2 separate regions of the Homo sapiens genome follow, and region 2 is linked to region 1. Evidence: chromatin loops called from intact Hi-C (ENCODE). Cell type or tissue: OCI-LY7. All regions are shown on one strand. Each heading gives the region's core, and the rest is flanking DNA. Links, peaks and the distances in the headings are about the cores only. Region 1 overlaps LINC02820 (long intergenic non-protein coding RNA 2820). Region 2 overlaps LRRIQ1 (leucine rich repeats and IQ motif containing 1).

Evidence for each region. Hi-C counts contacts between places; a loop is a spot of excess contacts. Peaks named below come from ENCODE experiments on the same cell type or tissue, not always from the same donor. Only the 100,000 strongest peaks of a DNase experiment are listed, where the experiment ranks them.
Region 2: a loop joins it to region 1, with 2.2 times the contacts of the local background. A loop is called at or near these places in 2 of 110 quality-filtered maps.

Annotation. Positions count from the first base shown.
Region 1 is chr12:85,420,598-85,429,963 of GRCh38, forward strand. LINC02820 (long intergenic non-protein coding RNA 2820) reads left to right here. Exons shown (of 5, transcript NR_183554.1): 4 at 3,521-3,607. Among named protein-coding and RNA genes, the nearest start is that of LINC02820, 110 kb to the left of the region's middle. RefSeq lists an enhancer at 4,114-4,203. In OCI-LY7, for the core only: CTCF peaks have their summits at 4,463 (motif pointing right) and 4,676; DNase peaks (open chromatin) are centred at 4,154 and 4,504; H3K4me3 peaks cover 1,227 bases; H3K27ac peaks cover 1,556 bases.
Region 2 is chr12:85,072,665-85,082,030 of GRCh38, forward strand. LRRIQ1 (leucine rich repeats and IQ motif containing 1) reads left to right here. Exons shown (of 27, transcript NM_001079910.2): 11 at 243-434. Among named protein-coding and RNA genes, the nearest start is that of LRRIQ1, 41 kb to the left of the region's middle. In OCI-LY7, for the core only: a CTCF peak has its summit at 4,132 (motif pointing right); a DNase peak (open chromatin) is centred at 4,177.

The DNA.
Region 1 (9,366 bases), core at 639-8,638:
TGGTTTCAAATCCAATTTCTCAGTGTTCATCGTTTCAAAAGTGGCAGAATTCAGTTTTTGAAAAAGTTCAAGAACATGGGGAGGACTGGCATACTTTCTAAAGTTCCACATTGATATTAAAGGAAGCTCTGTATGGGAGAGAGCAGTTTGGTCTGAATTTTTCTATAGTGCTCCAGGAGATATTAAACCCTCCACCTTCTTCAACAAGAGCCTCTTCTTATTGGTATCAACCTAGGAATACTTTTTAAACTCATAAAGCATATTGAATACATAATCTATTACAGGTTTTCTGAACTAGGGCCCTGACTGGTTGATATCTTTTCCTAAATGGAGGGCATCGATATATCTGCTTAAGGCTTGATTCCACTGAATGTGTTTGGAAACAACTTTCCCTGAAACTAAGGGGATTTTTATCCATTCAGAAACTAAAGCAGTAGACCCTTGCACAGTAAATTCATTGTAGGCTTTCTTTATGGGTGGTGGGGGAATCTCTAAAGGTCAGGAGTCCAGATTGCTTCAAATAAACATCCAGAATCTCAGATGCTTTTTTGAAACAAGCCCAAGTTTATCTGAACCTCTTTCTCTGGTTTGGAAATCAGGCTGAAAATGTCACAGAAACAGATTTTCTTGTGAGATCTCAGAATGTTGTGGTTTAAGTAAAGTAATAAACAAAGTTGAAAAATGAAAGGCAAAATTGGCTCAAACTCACCTGGTTTCATTCTGTTAGATGCCTAAAACTGAGTGGCACTGTGCAATCTTTAAAACAGAAAAAATAAAAACAAAACAAAAACAGAGTTTGGCTGTGGGTTAGCCTAAAATCATCAAACATTTCTCCTGAGGAGGTTTAAGAGAAACTTTTGCCACTCCATCATGCGCTGTCCTTATGTTGCAATGTTTCATTTATCCCCCTCTCCATCTTCAATTTGAGAGATTTCAGAACTGGTCTTCCGTTTTTAAACTGTCAATAAGGAATAACTCTTTGACCTTTTGAAGTGGAATACGTTCCTTTTTATTTATGGGTGTGATTGCCTTGAAATGCATATTTTAGTATTTATGTGGTATATATATAAAACAATAAAAAATAAAGTAGAATTTTTTCGAATAGCTATTATTGAATACCAGGGATGAGTTAAAACTTCTCCACATATCATATTATTTAATCCTCACAGCAAAACCATTAAGCAGGTATTTTTTATCTCCATTTAATAAATGATATAAAAACAGTTTATGAAGATACAGTAACATTCTTAATTGTACAGCTGTGATACTTATAGCAAGTAAGTAGAGGCAGGATTGAAGCTGAGGATGGCTGACTTCAAAGACCGTACATTTTACTACTAATTTATGTAGTTTCCCAAGAGCTGTTTTTAAAATCCATTTAATATGTCTAATAGCTTTAGCCCTACCTATTACAAATAATGGGTTACATATCTAACACACTAGCTGAAAAGTTCGTTTCTGAAAAAGTCTCTTTTCTGTGTCATGTGGTCAAAGAGTTTTATATGAGTAATGGATATGGTCTTGTAGACTTTTGGATAAATCCTTAAGGAAAAAGCCAACTGTGTATTTTCAATACACTGAAAAGCAGTGTATTAGATATATAGCTGAAATTATTATAATGATAATGCCTTAGATTTATAAGCACTCTACAGAATCCAAATCCTTTTGTATTTGTTTTCTCATTCTAATCCTTCCAACAAACTAGAAAGTAGGCAAATAAGGCATCTGGATCCACGACTGGGGAAAACTGAGGCTTCATGAAATTAAGAGATTTTTCCAAAGTCATGAAACGAAAATAAATCCAGAAGAAACGGCAAATGGAATGTTTTACCTATGTAAATTGCTCTTTGCAAATCAACACTTCAAAATTCCACTCTGCGGTCACCTTTTAATATCTTATGTTATTTTCTCAGTCGCTTCTTTTCAATTACGCTCACTTTTCTCCACAGTACTTTTGCATATTTCAGCTTTTTATATATACTGTGCTCCTGTTAGAAAGTGTTCTGCACTAACTGATAAAATCCAAACTACTTTTGCAAAGCCTGAAAAGGTCTAGACACATGATACCAATGCTATTCTTGGGCTACCCATTTAAGTTATGTATCAAGTCTAAATTTAATCAAGGCCACATTTTATTTATACATTTCATGCATTAAACTCATTTAAACTTTTAGTCAGATTTCATTAGAAGAAATACTACCGTGTACATCATGCAGTAGTAAAGCTAATGTGCTTCAAGAATTTGAAAGGAGTTGGAGATCGGGGGTCTGATTTCAAAATTTCTTTTTCTTTCTCTCCTTAGTGCTTGCAGCAGGTCTGTGAGCAGCACACAGTTTGTTTCCTAGGACACTAATACAGTCAGCATGCTCTGTACAAATGTGTAAACACAGACATTCCCTGTAATCAGGGAGGTTGGTGTCTTAAGGCAAGATTATGTTTTTTTAGGAAATGCAATTTATGTTCAGGATTAAATTTCTCTTGCAGACTGATAACGTCTGAGGTTCAGGGAGATGATAATAAGTGTTGTGTCCTAAACTGCCTGCCCTGAATCTGAAGCCTTGAATTAGTCTTCCTGTATAGCCCTCATTCTTATGACCCCAAATTAGGTAGTTCTTCATGTCTTAGAAAGATGAGAGAAGTAAATAATATAAAAAGACAAAATACACTTTAAAAAATGTAAAGCATCTATAAACCTCATGGTGGTTACAAGGAAATACAGAGACATAAGGAAAAAATACAGATGACACCATGGCTAATATCCTTCTTCACAATTCAGGAAATTTAAATTTGTGTCTGGTACTTTGGTATTCGTGAAATTGAGATGGAGATGGGCAGAAAGTTAGACAATATTCTTATAATCGCTTTAGTCTTCTCATGGAATGATCCTAACACTATAAAACAACTTAAACACATAACAAATATTCTCTTTCTAAACAGTAGTTGAAATAAATCCAACCAGAATACCAAGAAAACCTTCTCTATAAATCCTTTCATCACAAAACTGCTCTATTTCTTTTCCAAACCAGAAAAAAAAGTTTTCAGAAGTTAAAAGGGCAGTTTTTATGCCAAAACCACAATTTTTTTGACCTAATATTAAATTCTTAAGATTTTTTCCTTTCTTTCTTTCTTTCTTTTTCTCTTTCTTTCTTTTTCTTTCTTCTTTTCTTTTCTTTCTTTCCTTCTTTCCTTCTTTCTTTTTCTTTATTTTTTTCTTTTTTCTCTTTTTCTTGCTTTCTTTCTTCTCTCATCTTCCTCCTCTTCCTGTCATTGTCTTCCTTCTCCTTCTTTTCTTTATTTTTCTTTTTCTTTTAACCTTCAGAGGCAGAGATCTGTGGTTACTACCAACTCCTTTTTACACAGGGAGTGCAGATCATACAAAAGAAAAACATAGCCTTGATCAGACAGCTGAGTTTTTTTTAATCTTAAAAAAAATCTATTTTATCCAAATGAATTGAGTACTCAGAACTGGAACTTTTCAGACCACAAGGAAGACTGACATGCTTTTTTATCATGGTAACAGGTACTGACTGCATGGGGAGAGGCCATACCACAGAAACCTCAATCTGCCTGAGCCGTGACTCTGAGAGCTGGAGTACCACTGGACAAGGTGAGGGGAGCTTTTGCTTGTTTACTCAGAAATATTTTCTAAATTACCTGTTTGTGTTATTTAGGAGGGCAGGATTGGGGAATGCCACTTTGACCTGATTTTTACAGAATAAACTCCTTGCGTAGCGTTATAATAATCAGAATAACTAGATAGGCTCTTTTAGGCAAGGTTGGGCAAACTTTCTATATTCTGACTCCTCTTGTTGTTTTCTTCCCAAACATTTGAAAGAAAACACATTACAGTTTACAAAAAAATCCCTCATTCTGCCTTGTGTTGGTTCCACCTCCCCTAAAAATAGAATTTTATGATGCTCAATCTAATTTCTTTTCAAGACCATTTATTTAATAAGAAGAATGTTCTCCTGGCCTGAGATGCAATATAAGTGAGTATGTATTTTTTTTCATAGAGTTAATGTTTACGGCAGAGGGCTAAAGCATTGAAAATAAGGAACTGAAATGGAAACTCTGACATCACTTTAACGGCAGTCCTGCTGCCTTACTGGGGAGAAAAATATTAGCTCTTGTCTAACTTACCTTTTCCATAAGGTGTAAAAAGCACCCTATACAGAGGGAGTATATGAAACCCATAGCTAGTCTGATTGCTTGCATGCTATTCATATACACGCCCGTTGTAAGCTGGCACTGGGTGAACCCGCTGATTCTAACCATATGGCTGCCTGCAGAAGTGCACTGAGGAGTTTCCTCCAGGGTGCCCGAACGGTGTCCTACTGGCTTCCTAGGCTGCAGGAAAAAATGAAAAAAAAATGTAATTTTCCCATTATGAGATTTCATCCAGATGCTCATGAGGTCATACATTAAATAATGAGACTTTAAAGAACATTACTATTTTGAAGAATTGCAAACTGTATGCATTTCTCCACTGGGTGGCGGTCGAAGTCCATAATCATGAAGACAACTAAAAGACCCGGAAACTGAAAATCTAATTTAAAAAATATCACTTAAGGGTTAATTAATTCAGAACTACTATTCTTCTAATCAGATTACCAGTTTATAGTGCTGTGTGTCAGTCAGACTGTGCTGGTTCTGCCTGTTGGTAGACAATTTTGCATTACAGAGAGCTGTAGAAACTTTTGAGCTATTGAAAGATTTTATCTACACTGGTAAACTTATATTTTTTTGGAATAATTATCAGGAATAAAATATTTTCTACCACTATGTATTCAATCGTCCACTGACCACAACAATTTCTCTACAATCAGGTTTTTTTTTTTTTTTTTTTTTTTTTTTTTGCATAACTTTACACAGCTTTTGAAGAAGGTATTTCTTGTCCCAAATCTTTCAAAATTCCAGAAAGGTATCATTTTGCTTAATAGTATTCCTTGGTTATGGCCTGTTATTAACAACCCCTATAAACTATTCTGATTATTTCTGGAACTGGAGTCTATACAGCTATATAGGACATTCATTTCAGTTTAATAATGCTCAGCTCTTGTGTGCTAAGCTATCAACTGTAAATAGAAAATCTCATGTAAGGATTTAGATTCCAGTGAGATGAAGTCAAGGTTCATATTAGATAAATGCCTTTACTTTTAGCTTGTTGAGTTGGTTTTCCTTCTTCTTTCTTCTAGCTTTAATTTCTGTGTCTTTCTCCATATCTGCATGTACAAATCCCATTTCAGGTAGGTCTTGGCTAAAAGAAAGAAGTGCACAAGTAGTATAAATAGAGCACACATTAGGGTCAAACTCTTCTGCAGGATGTAGTTATGTGCCCCATACCCCACCACCCACCTTGTATGACCAACCAGAACCAGATATAAGTCAAATTGTGCAGTAGGTGAATTGGTTTTGCTTCATAATCATCTCCTCTTTCCCTGACCTTATCTCCATATTACATGTAGTAATGGGCAAACCCTGGTGCTTTCCTTTACCTCTCATGTTCTCAAGGGCTTTCCAGGTATAGCCGACAGTTGCCACATCACACAGACCTTGAGTTTCTGATAGGACTGTTGGTCAGTGTCAGACCCTGCTCGTGAAGGCTGTGAGGCAGCTGGCATTTGCTAAAGGCAGTTGATCTATAAAGTTGTTCTGCTGGCCAAAAAATAAACGATTTTGAGCACTACAATGGAGGAGATCCAGTCACCCGGCTGCAGAGTTCAGACCTCACTAAGGACTTGCTTTTCTTCTGATTTTACTTAAAGATTAATGTAGGGTGATGGACTTTGGATGGAGAATGCCTGGCTGTCCTGTCTTCAGCTCTATCTTGCACTGTGGTCATCAACTTTTCTCAGATCAAAAATAGGCAGGTACGGGTAGTGGGCTTACAACGTTTGACCGCAACTGGTTTTTCTAAGTATTCTGTACATTTTTCAGCAGCAAAACCAAACTGGGTCTTCAGCTTTATCCCCATTTCTTGCAAAGGAAGAGCCTTTATATGATTGGGCACATTTTGGTTTTTCCTTACTGAGAATTTTAGTCTTCTTTTGTATTGTTTCTATAATAATTTGTAAACATATTTATTTGTACCTACTTTTTAAAACTTTTCTGGTGAAATTCATTGTACTGCATTTTATTTGTCAAAATAAACATTCTCATAATGCTGGTTAAAAAAAAAATGCAGCTTAAAATGAGGCGTGCTCAGCAAACATCAGTGAATTACAACAGTTCCAAAGAAAACTAGTTCACTAGTTGACAAAACAAAAGCACAGGTTTTAAACAGGCTTGGGTTAGAATCTTGATACCATTATTTACAGATTACATAATTTAGGTTAATTTACTTAATATCTCTGCATTACTATTACCTAATTTGGAAAATGGGAAGAATAGTTCCTATAACTAACAGTGGTTTTGGTTATTAGATTAGATAAAACATATGAAACACTTAATCATCTAACCTATGGTAACTTCTCAATAAATGGTAGCAATTTTCATCAAGAGTAAACACTTAAAAAACCTAACTCTGTGTGGCACTGTGATAGACTGAGATTAAAAGATCATAAGGCACACTCTCTGCCCTAAAATATATACAGTCCTCTTGAGATAATTATTTCTTCACCAACAAATATTTACTGAACACCTAGTACATAACAGAAATTGGTTTTGATGATGATATTGATGATATTACAGGCTAAATAACCCTTTTACATATCTCCTGGGACCAGAAGTCTTTTGAATTCTTTTTTGATTTGGGAATATCCCCATATACATAATGAGATTGGGACCCAAGTCTAAACACAAAATTCATTTATGTGTCTGTACATCTTAAACACATTGTACTTTTATACAATATTTTTCATAATATATGCAACCTGTCACATGAGATCAGGTGTAGAATTTTCTATTACGGTGACATGTCAGTGCTCAGAAAGTTTCAGATTTGGGAACATATTGGATTGCAGATTTTCAGATTGGGGACTCTCAACTTGTATAACAATGAATGAAAGAAACATGAACCTTGCACTTAGGAAGATTACAGTTCTGTGGGAGAAACAAAGTTTAAGCAAAAACACATTATTCAAATATTTTAAAAATCATAATCTGTAAGTACCATGATGTCAAAGTACAGCATAGTTAAAGCCTAGATGTCAGCTGGGAGTCACCCTCTACATGGAATTAAAAATAAATATTAATCTTCTATCATGTTCTCTGAGAAAATGGATATTCTCCTCATAGCCATGCAGATTCCTCCAGACTTATTTTCTGAGAGTCATCTCTTTCCCTAATTCCATATTCCTACTAAAATCTCTATTTCTCTGCAAATTTAACTCCTACATTCTTTTCCTTCTGTCTGCCTTTCGTAGACCAAGACAGATTATATAGCCTTTTCCCCTGGTGTTCCCCCACCCACCGCAAACATCACTCACATGTATAATGGGGTCAACACCGCAGCACCACTCAGGGATCAATTTCAAGTTGAATCTTAGATGTTCTTTTCTTAACAGACATTTGCCCATTCTAACCAAACAGAATGTCTAACTTGTCAAAAAAGAGAGAAAGCTAAGCAATTCTGAGTCAGCCAGATGATCTTCACAGGAGTATTGGTTTGAAAAAGGCATTTTGTTTCAATGATGACAGTTTTTGTTGATATTTTGTTATGCCTTTATAGACTGTTTTGTAGACCTAAGCTAGATTGAAAGATGAAGTAAAACTTTCCTGAGGAAGTGATATTTAAGCATAGAATTGAAGGGTGTGTCATGAGTTGCAGAAAAGGATTCAAAACAGATAACGGCATATGTATAAAGGCTGGAAGATTTTTAATACGCTTGACTTGATCTGACTGTAGTCACATTCATAAAACTTAAGTAGAAATACTCAGTAGCTCAAGTTCACTTTCAAGTTGCTATCCTAGGGAAAATTCCAGAAGTTCAGGGAAGGGAGAGTTGAGTGAAGGGTGGAAATCCAAGGTGAGTCTTGTTTAAAGAGGTGTGATTTGTGGAGCTTGAAGAAAGAATGGAACTTAGACAGTGAGAGATTGAAAAGGACAGGAGGAGCAATGGGATGGAATGAAGGCTGGGTGCTTGCTGTTGTGCTCATGGAGAAGGAGTCAAATTTGGTGAAGGAAAAGGAAGTCAATGATTCTTCTTGAAAAGTCATCAAAAATCTGACTGAGGAGTCCTTGAATATCTTTGAGAGATAGGGAGATAACTTTTGAGTAAAACAGTATCATAGAAAGCTGGGAAGTCTTAATTCCTCAGGAACATTGGTGGATGATGCTAGTTTAGACTTTAGTTGAGGCTGTTGGCTTAAACACCTGCAATATGGGCTCTCCAAGTGGTATGGGCTTTCTCACAACATAGTGGCTGGATTTTTTTTTTTTTTTTTTGACAGAGTCTGACTTTGTTGTCCAGGCTGGAGTGCAGTGTCATGATTTCGCCTCACTGCAACCTCCATCTCTTGGGTTCAAGCGATTCTCCTACCTCAGCCTCCGGAGTAGCTGGGATTACAGGTATACACCACCATGCCCAGCTAATTTTTTGTATTAGTAGAGATGGGGTTTCATCATGTTGGCCAGGCTGGTCTCGAACTCCTGACCTCAGATGATCCACCCACCTCGGCCTCCCAAAGTGCTGGGATTATAGGCATAAACCACCGTGCCCTACCTAGTGGCTGAGTTCTAATAGTGAATATTCCAAGAGAAAGCCAGGTAGCCGCTGTATGTGCTTTCATAACCTAGCCTCAGAGATCAATGGCACTTATGCATATTCTATTTATCAGGATGGTCAAAACCTTACCAGGTTCAAAGAGAATGGAAAGAAATTTAATTTCTGGATGAGGAATGTCAAGATTGTGAAAGAATGTTAGGGACTAGAAATATTGCTTCAGCCATATATGGAAAATACAATGTGCCGATTTTCTTTGTGTCTCAGCTTGGAAGTAGGAATACGGATTTGCGTTTCAAGGCAGTAGACTATGTGGATTATTTTGTCTTTAGGAAAATTAACATCTTCATTAATGTGATTTACTTGACACTGGCAATGAGAAATTTTGTTCATCCTAAGAAGTTGTTTTGAGTGTGTGCGAGCACAAGCATTTCAAACAGTAGTTATCCGTCGACAAGTTTGATGAGTGAGGAAGCTTCGACCTTGGAATGCTGATGTCCATTTCAACATAGTCTTTTGAAGCTCCTGGCTTCTATAGCATTGCATAGCTCTGAGTCAGATAAATGCACAATTGTGGCATTTTGTTCAATAAACTTATAGTGTTAAGAAAGATGGGCTGGGTGCAGTGGCTCATGCCCGTAATCTCAACACTTTGGAGGCTGAGGTGAGCTGATCACCTAAGGTCAGGAGTTAGAGACCAGCC
Region 2 (9,366 bases), core at 873-8,872, 350 kb before region 1:
AATGCCTTTGAAACTAAATTCTACCTTGTCCGATATGGTTTATTTTTATTTTTGTTTGCCTACCTGGCCATCTTTTTTATTTTTAACCTTTTGAATCAAGTTTAGACATTTATTTTTATACAGTATAGATTTAGGTTTTATTTTTTGCTCCAGGTTTAAATTTTTTTCTCATATAAGCTATAACCACTTGCATTTATTAATTCGTCTTATATATTTGGTCTTAATTCTGTCATCCTACTCAGGATATTCCTTCTTTCTGGAAGAAAAACTTGTTGACAATGCAGGGTTCTGCCATCACTTGGGCACCTCCACTTCTTACTTATCCCTGGCACAAGTCTGGATTCCAACTGGATTATGTTGGTCCTGGATACCTATTACCTCACTTACAAAAAATTCAGATTGTAATTTCCTTATCTCCCACTTATACTGGAATTGTAAGTTGTGTTTATTTTTTATTTTGTTACTCTTTATGGATTTCTAGAGGAGGTATGGGGAGGGTTGGATCTAGGCAGTCACCATCATCTCCTTTATTTTTTTAAATATAGGTAAAATATAGCTGTTTTCACAAAATAAGCTTTATTTTGCAAACATTTCAAGGCATACTTTTGAAAATATAACATATAACATGCTTTAATGTGTTTATTTGCCTGCGTTCTTGTGCTGCCTGCTTTGGATTACTATGACTTCTTCCATATGGAAATGCTGATAGTTTTGACACAAATATTTTTACTTTAAAATTTTAGTTTAAAATAATTTTGTTGTTGTTGGAGTGAAGGCAAGTGCATTGATAATGTATGTTACTATATTGGCACACACTGAAGCAAACTTTAAAAAGAAAAGAAAGGCTGTTTGTAAAAAAAGAAATGCTTGAATTCCCGTTTACTTCATTTTCATTGCCAGCAGTGCTGTACGAATTTTTTTGGTAAGTAGTGGATTTCCTGGCATAGGATATCAGCAAGATTTATGTGAAAACTGCCATAGTATTAATTGATAAACCTGAGATATCTCTGTGCATGCAGTACAGAGCAAACAAGGTAAAAGACTTCTTTGGTGTCTGTTGGGTACAATGAAAACACTGTATTTATTGAGTGTGAGAATAGTATACATGAGAAAGTAGATTTTCTGAAGAGCAGTTGGAGTCTGTTTTTCATCTTCAGGAAATGCTTAGAGATTCTGGTTGAGCTAAGTGAAAAGCATAGATTTTGTCTTTCAGTGATATATTGATGCTAAGAACTCTTATGAAGGGAGACAAAGATAGATTTGTGTTTGTAAGTTAGTGAGTTACTATTCCATGCTATAATATTTCTTAAGGAGGTGAAATAAAATTGGAAGCAATACCACAATATTTCACATTGGTAGTTTCAAGTTTAATTTGTTTCTAATTCTTACTGTGCTATAGTTATCACAGTAGTTAATATGTAATGTTAACTGTATTCTTTTTATTAGAAAATATTAATGTACATATTTATTTGGTTGATACTATTTGCATTTAAGTGAATGAGAATAGTGAATGTATCAATCTTTTTAAGGCAATTTATTTGAAATTAGTTATGAATGTTTTCCATTCTAATTAAACTATGCAATTGTAAAAACAAAAATATAACGTGAAATATTCATACCAGTTTTATTTTATTTTTTAATTTTTATTTTTGTGGGTACATGGTAGGTGTATATATTTATGGGATAATGTGATGTTTTGACATAGGCATGCAATGTGAAATAATCATATCATGGAAAATGGGGTATCTATCCCCTCAAAGATTTATCCTTTGTTTCTACAAACAAATTACAATCTTTTAGTTATATTAAAATGTAAAATTAAGTTATTATTAACTATCATGCTGTTGTGCTATCAGATAGTAGGTCTTATTCATTCATTCTGTTTTTTTTATATATATATACATTAAGCAAGCATCCCCAACTCCTCCCAGCCCCTTACTAACTTTCCCAGCTTCTGGTAACATCCTTCTACTCTCTATTTTATGACCAATTTTAAATAAGAAAATCTTTCATGTTGTCCTTTGTTTGAAATTTCCCATAAGTAAATTTAAGGCAAAATTGGTAAAACTGTGTTTTCTATATGAGATGTGGCAAAAAATATATTGAATGAATGTTGCCACATGATTGTTAAAGTTTATAAAATGGTTCATGGAAAACCTTTAGTCCTTTGAGTCAGTATTTTTCAGTTAGTTTTTAAAGTAAGAATAGCCAAAGCAAATGAAAAATGGGATTTATAACTTAAAATCTAGTTGTCTTTATTTCTCTTATTTTATGTTGAATTTCATTGACTTTCTAGCAGAAAATTTTGAAACTAAATTAATTTTGAATAAATCCATATTTGAAAAAAGTTATTTTTTACATTTTATTTACATAAAAATACAATTAAGTGTTATACAGTAATAGATAGCTTTCTTACCAATAGGTATTTAAGTGCTTTATACAAATTAACTCATTTGCTTTTCACATCACTGGCATGAGTTAGGTACTATTAAATATTTTCGGCTGGGCACAGTGGCTCACGCTTATAATCCTAGCACTTTGGGAGGCTGAAGAGGGAGGATCACTTAAGGCCAGGAGTTCAAGACCAAACTGGGCAACATAGTGGGGCCCTGCCTCTACAATTTTTTTTTATTAGCTAGGTGTATTAGGCCATTTATGCCTTCCTATAAAGAAATACCCAAGACTAGGTAAAAGAAAAGAGGTTTAATTGGCTCATGGTTCTGCAGGCTTTACAGGAAGCATGGTACTGACATCTGCTTGGCTTCTAGAGAGGCCTCAGGAAACTTACAATCATGGCAGGAGGCGAAGCTGGCGCAGGCAAGTTGCAAGCAAAAGCAGGAGCAAGGGAGACAGAATGTGGTGGTGGTGGGGATATTGCCATACACTTTTAAATAACCAGATCTTGTGAGAACTCTATCTCCAAGACAGCACCAAGCCCTGATGGATCCCCCCTACCCCAATCATGATCCAAACACCTCCCAGCAGGCCCCACCTCCAGCATTGAGGATTAGAATTCCACATGAGATCTGGACAGGGACAAATATCCAAACTGTATCACTGAGTATGGTGGCATGCTCCTGCATTCCCAGCTACTCGGGAGGCTGAGTTGAGAGGAACTCATGAGACTGCAGTGAACTGTGATCATGCCACTGCACTCCAGGCTGGGTGATAAAGAGAAACCTTGTCTCAAAAACAAAAAAAAAAATTCTGACCCCACCAGATAAGAAAACTGAGACACAAAGAAGTAAAGTAGATTATCTAAAATTACACAGCTAGTAAATGATAGAGACAGGATTTGAAACTCAGCAGTCTATCTCTAGTGCCTAATTTTTAAATTACCTTATTCTTCTATTCTTCTACTTTTTAAATAAATATACATTTCATAATTAAGATTACTACTATTTTTATACTACATTAAAACTCTTTATGCTGAACAAATGTAATGATTTTGACATTTTTTCAAAATAAATTTATTGAGTACCTATATGTATAAGCGCTTTTTCAGCACTGAAATATTTCTGGGGATGTAGCAATAAACAAAATAAATGATTATCTTGACTTTTTCCACACAAAACAAACGACTCTCTTGACTTTAATATCATAGTGATATACATTTTCTCTATATATATGGAATTGGAATAAGTTATTTCTTTTATTAAATATTGAATAAAAATAAAAATAAATATAATGTTAACATGTAAGAGTAAATGATCATTTTTATATTCTTGTTCATGATGTATCTGTTTCTGTTTAGGAAAACTTTAATCTGAAAAAATATTTCTTTAATTTAAGCAATATATTTGCCAATTTATAAATTTCACATCATATATTCCTAAAAATTATCATGTAAATAGTAGAGATACTAAGAGTTTTTTTCCTTCTTTATTTTCTAGATAATACTGCTTTCTGGAAAATTGCCCACTAGTATTGTAAATATGAAAGATATGGAAATAATTTAACATTTTCACATAGGCTTGATTGCTGTGTCGTGGCTCATAGTGCTTGGAATAATTCTTGCTTTCAAATATTGTCTTTGAATCATTGGGAGGAAAAATAAAGTAAGAACTCTAGACATTTTGCTTATAAGAATCTTTTTCACTATTACCTATTCAGTGATTTTTTTTTTTTTTGGAGTCCACTAGATGGTGCTAGCTTACTTGTTAGTTTTGAAGGGCAACACAATGCTTAGTGTAAAGCTGAAAGGGATCTTAGGTATCTCGCCAGTCTAGGCTGCTTAGTTTACAGATGAAAAAACACCCACATAGTTTTCATCTAACTCATGGCAGAGGTAGGGCTGGGATCCAAGTTTCCTGATTCCTGTTTCAGTATTACTCTTTCTATACAACATGTATAATCCTGAAGTACTTTTGCACTAAAATTAAAAAGTCTCAAGTGCAACTTTGTATATTTGTATGTGTGAATGAAAAACCATCAGACATGGCAATCAGTGAACAGCTGAAGGAGGTTGATCTTCAGTGAAAAACCTCCAGCCTAATTTAACATTTTTAATTTTGCTGTTCCTTACAGAATTTTCTCCCCTGTGGCAGGAATGTTTTATTAGACCATTGGCTCATTTCTGTGGGAAGAATTATTTGAAATAGATATTTGTAGAAAGTATGGCCAAAAGTTAATTTTGCCATGGGCATGAGCCCTTTGAAGAGTAAACACACTTGACTTAAGTTTTATTTTGTGAGATCTAGGAAACTTTAAAAGAGCTGTTAAAAGAATATATTTAACCAGTAAGCTAAACAATATTTAAGCAAGTCTTTATTTGTATTATATTTAAGTCCTTTGAAAAGGCTCTTTAATATTTTTGTGGCTATTGTTTGTTTTATTTTGAATAGGGCAGGGGAAGAAATATTGGATATTTTATCTGGGAAAGAATAATTTTCTTAGAGGTGTTAAGGAATTAATGGTATCCTAAGATAGGACTTGCTATAAGTTTATTTTACTCAGTTGTCAGCCTTTATTTGACATTAAAGAATTTGTAAAATTAGGACAGGCATGGTGGCTTACACCTGTAATCACAGCACATGGTGGCTTACACCTGTATTCACAGCACTTTGGGAGGCCAAGCTGGGCAGATGGCTTGAGCTCACGAGTTGGAGACCAGCCTGGGCAACATAGTGAGACCTCATTTCTACTAAAAATAAAAAAATAAAATAAACAAAAAATAAGCCAGGTGGGCTGGTGCATGCTTGTAGCTCCAGCTACTTGGGAGGCTGAGATGGGAGAATCACTTGAGCTTGGGGGATCAAGGCTGTAGTAAGCCGAGATCACACCAATGCACTCCAACCTGGGCACCAGAACGAGACCCTGTCTCAAAAAAAAAAAAAATTGATTAAAGACAAAGGGTAGCAACTTACTCTAACTTCATTTACATCTAGAACCCGCCCACCCCTTCCATCCAAGTGCATTTATGGAATCGATTACTGTTTAATCAGTTGTGAATAGAGTTTTTGGAATGTATATTAATATTGTTTCTCCTTTAATGTTTGACTCAAAATTCAGCCCTCTCTGAAGCCTTATTTGGTCACCACAAATTTATAGTTTTAAACTCCTTGTTTTATTAAGAATAATTATTGGGAAATAATAATAGCTATCATTTTTAGTAGCTATCTTGTGAAAATCCTGTATAATATTATTTTTAATCCTCATAATGAGGTGAAGTTACCCTCACTCTATAAATAAAAAAGCTAAAGCTCAGAGAAGTTAAGTCACTTGTCTACCTTCAAATAGCTAGTTTGGGAGTAGGCTTGTTTTTTACAACTCAGGACAGCCTACTTCAGAACCTATATATTTTTGTTATGCCACCTGCCTGTTGATTAAGTGTGGTACTGATAATATTAGCAATGACTTCATGATTATTGTAGTTCAATCTTTTTATTCTTATATATTTTTTTACTTTAAATGTTTTTGAGGGCATGCTATTTGGTGCCTGCAAATTTATAACTGTTACATGTTTCTGTTAAATTGACCAGTTTCATCATTTTAAAACGTCTCTTTTCATAGGTAGTAAAGCTTTCTGCTTTAGTCTTCTGTGTCTTATATAATTAAACGAGCTTTATTTTAGATGCAGGACTGTTTTACATTCTCAGAAATTATTGAGGACCTCTCTCAAATAACTTATTTGTATGGGTTATGTCTAGCAATATTGCCAAGTAGTCGAAAAAAAATTTTTTTACGTTTTATTAATTCATTTAGAATTTCAAATAATAAAACTTTTGGATTCACAAAAATTTTATAAATGTTAATTCTGTTTTCTAAACAAAGAGTTATACTGGGAAGAAGGGTGTTGTTACACATTTTTGTAAATCTCTTTAATGTCTGACTTAACACAAGACATCTGGGTTCTCATATTTGCCTCTGCAGTCAATTTGCTATAATATCACAAGTCATGTAGCCTCTGGAAAACTCCACTATACTCTCTTGACCAAATGAGAGTGAAAAACCAAATAGCATTTTGGAATTATTATGAAAGCAGTACTGACTTTACAGAATCTTTAAAAGCATCTCTGGGAGGTCTCTGGACCACACTTTGAGAACCACTAGTTTAGTGTTCACATGATGTATCTTTATCTTTTTTTTTTTTTTTTTTTTTTTGAGATGGAGTCTCACTCTGTCTCGGCTTACTGCAAGCTCCGCCTCCCGGGTTCAAGCAATTCTGTTGCCTCAGCCTCTTGGGTAGATGGGATATTACAGGCGCTCACCACCATGCCCGGCTAATTTTTTGTATTTTTAGTAGAGACGGGGTTTCACCATGTTGGCCAGACTGGTCTCGAACTCCTGACCTTGGGGTCCGCCTGCCTCCACCTCCCAAAGTGCTGGGATTACAGGTGTAAGAGCTGCCACCATGCCCAGCCTCTATCTTTTTACTTAAAATATGTCTACAAATTTTGTTTCCAGTTTGTCTCTTTTTTGTAACACGAAAATTTGTTGATTTTGTTATTGCTTTATCTGGACTGGCTTACAAACTCTAGCTTTGATTTGTAGCCATTAGTCCTTAGCAATTAATTAGTTATATCATTAATTTCATATAATCATTGATGTATTTGAGATTAAACCATCTTACTATTTTTTATTCTGTTCATTCTGCCTGCTTTTTTCTTTTTGCCCTTATTTGGTTTGACTGAGGTTTTAAATTATTTCATTTTTTCCTCTTATATTTACCAGCTACATATTATTTTTCTATTCTTTTAGGTTACTATAGAAAAGATGACTATACCAATGGTAGTATTATTATGTAATAATATAGTATAAACTTTCCATTGCTCTTTATTTTGTCTTTCATCTACAATGTTCCTTCTGCCCAAAGAATATCTATTAGTATTTCCTTTATTGTAGGTCTGCTGGTGATGAATTCTTCAGATATTATATGCTTAAGTATGTTTTTAATACACACGCGCACACACGTACCCACAAATACATATACGTACGTGTGTGTGTCTATTTGAGGTATAGACTTACCATTTGTATTGCAATTTTTGCATTGTAAATATATTTTATTGTATTCTAGCTTTCCTGGCTTAAGTTGATCCTTGAAATATAATTTTCTTTTTCCATTTTTGAGATTTTTTTCTTTGTCCATTTTGGTTACCTTAATATTCACTCTGTCTGAATTCATTGTGCCTCCTAAATCTGTGGCTCAGTGTCTGTATTCAATGTTGAAAAATTCCAAATACACATGTTTTTATGATTTAATATATGTTAACAGATATAATTATTATATGTAACAATATATATTTAATGTAATATAGAGGGCATAATATATTTAATGTCTTTTATATGAGATGTATGTCCTATACTTTTCTTATATATGTATATTTTTTATAATTATACTCAAAATTATTGTATATTTCATTTGTCTCCATGTATTTCTCTGGATATTTTCTTTTAACTCAATTTACAGTTTCCTAGTCCTTCAAGCACATCTAATATAATGTTCAATCTATCCATGAAAGTGTTGTTTGCAGTTGTTGTAGTTTTTGGTTTTAGAATTTTTACTTGTTTTTTTTTTTACTTGACATTCAATTTGCATTTTTATAGTATCTAGTATTCAGGTATTTAATTTTAACTTTTATTTAACGTGTTCAGCAAAGTTTTTTTATATTCTGTGTCTGGTAACTTCATTATCTGGATTTCCAGTGGGTAGTTTCTATTACTTGTTGTTTTTCTTTATTTTTGGTCACTTAGTGTTATTTTCTTGCTTATTTTTTATTATTTGGCAGACAGAGAATACTATGAAAAAATAAAATTGTGGAACCAATTAGAGGCTAGTATATTATTATTTTCCTCTAGAGGTCCTTAGTTTTTACTTAGGGCAATCTCTGTGTAGTTGAATCTATACATTGGTATTGAGATTATTTGAAGTTTAGCTTCAGGCCCTCAGAACCCTTTCTGTATTTGAATGATTCTTACTCTTAAGGGATAGTGCATGCTGATCCCAACCAAAAGTAAGGTAGGGGTTTCTTAGGTCTACTCTGATGAAGAGGGCCCTAGAAGCCAAATTGTGACCTCCTAGGTTTGTAAGCTTTCTTTCTGAGGATTACTAGATATCCTGAAAGATGTGATCTTCTCACTTTTGAATCTTAACCGTATGATTCGGTAGTACCATTTTAATCCTTTAATGTCTTGAGCAGATATGTTTATATAATTTTCAGTTTTTCTACTTCTCAACAGATGAACTGTCCTTCATTACCTAGTCCATTATTACTATAATCAGAAAGCTTGTGCAACATATTCTATTTCTCCTTCCTCTCCTCTGTTGTCTTCTTTTGGATTGGCTTTTTTTTTTGTCATTTCTTGTTTTATTCATGAATTCCTTTAGTAGCTATATACTTTATTAATTTAATGGTTACTGCAGAAATTAAAAGTACACACTTAATTTATCTCAAATTAATATCTTTACCTCCTGTTTCCTGACTTAAAGGTGTGTGTGTTGCAGGATTTTAAATGTATTTTTATTTAACTCCGCAAGGAAAACATAATGATTATTTTTATAAAGTTTAATTATATTTGCTGACATTTGTCATTTTTATGCCCTTTATTTCTTCTTCTTCTTTTTTTTTTTTTTTTTTTTGAGACAGTCTCACTCTGTTGCCTTGGCTGGAGTGCAGTGGTGGGGTCTCAGCTCATTGCAACCTGTGCCTCCCAGTTTCAGGCTATTGTGCCTCAGCCTCCTGAGTAGCTAGGACTATAGGTGTACACCACCAAGCCTGGCTAATTTTTTTGTATTTTTAGTAGAGAAGGGGTTTCACCATGTTGGCCAGGCTGGTCTCAAACTCCTGACCTCAAGTCATCTGCTCGCCTCGGCGTCCCAAAGTGCTCAGATTACAGGCATGAGCCACTGTGCAGGGCCTCTTCTTT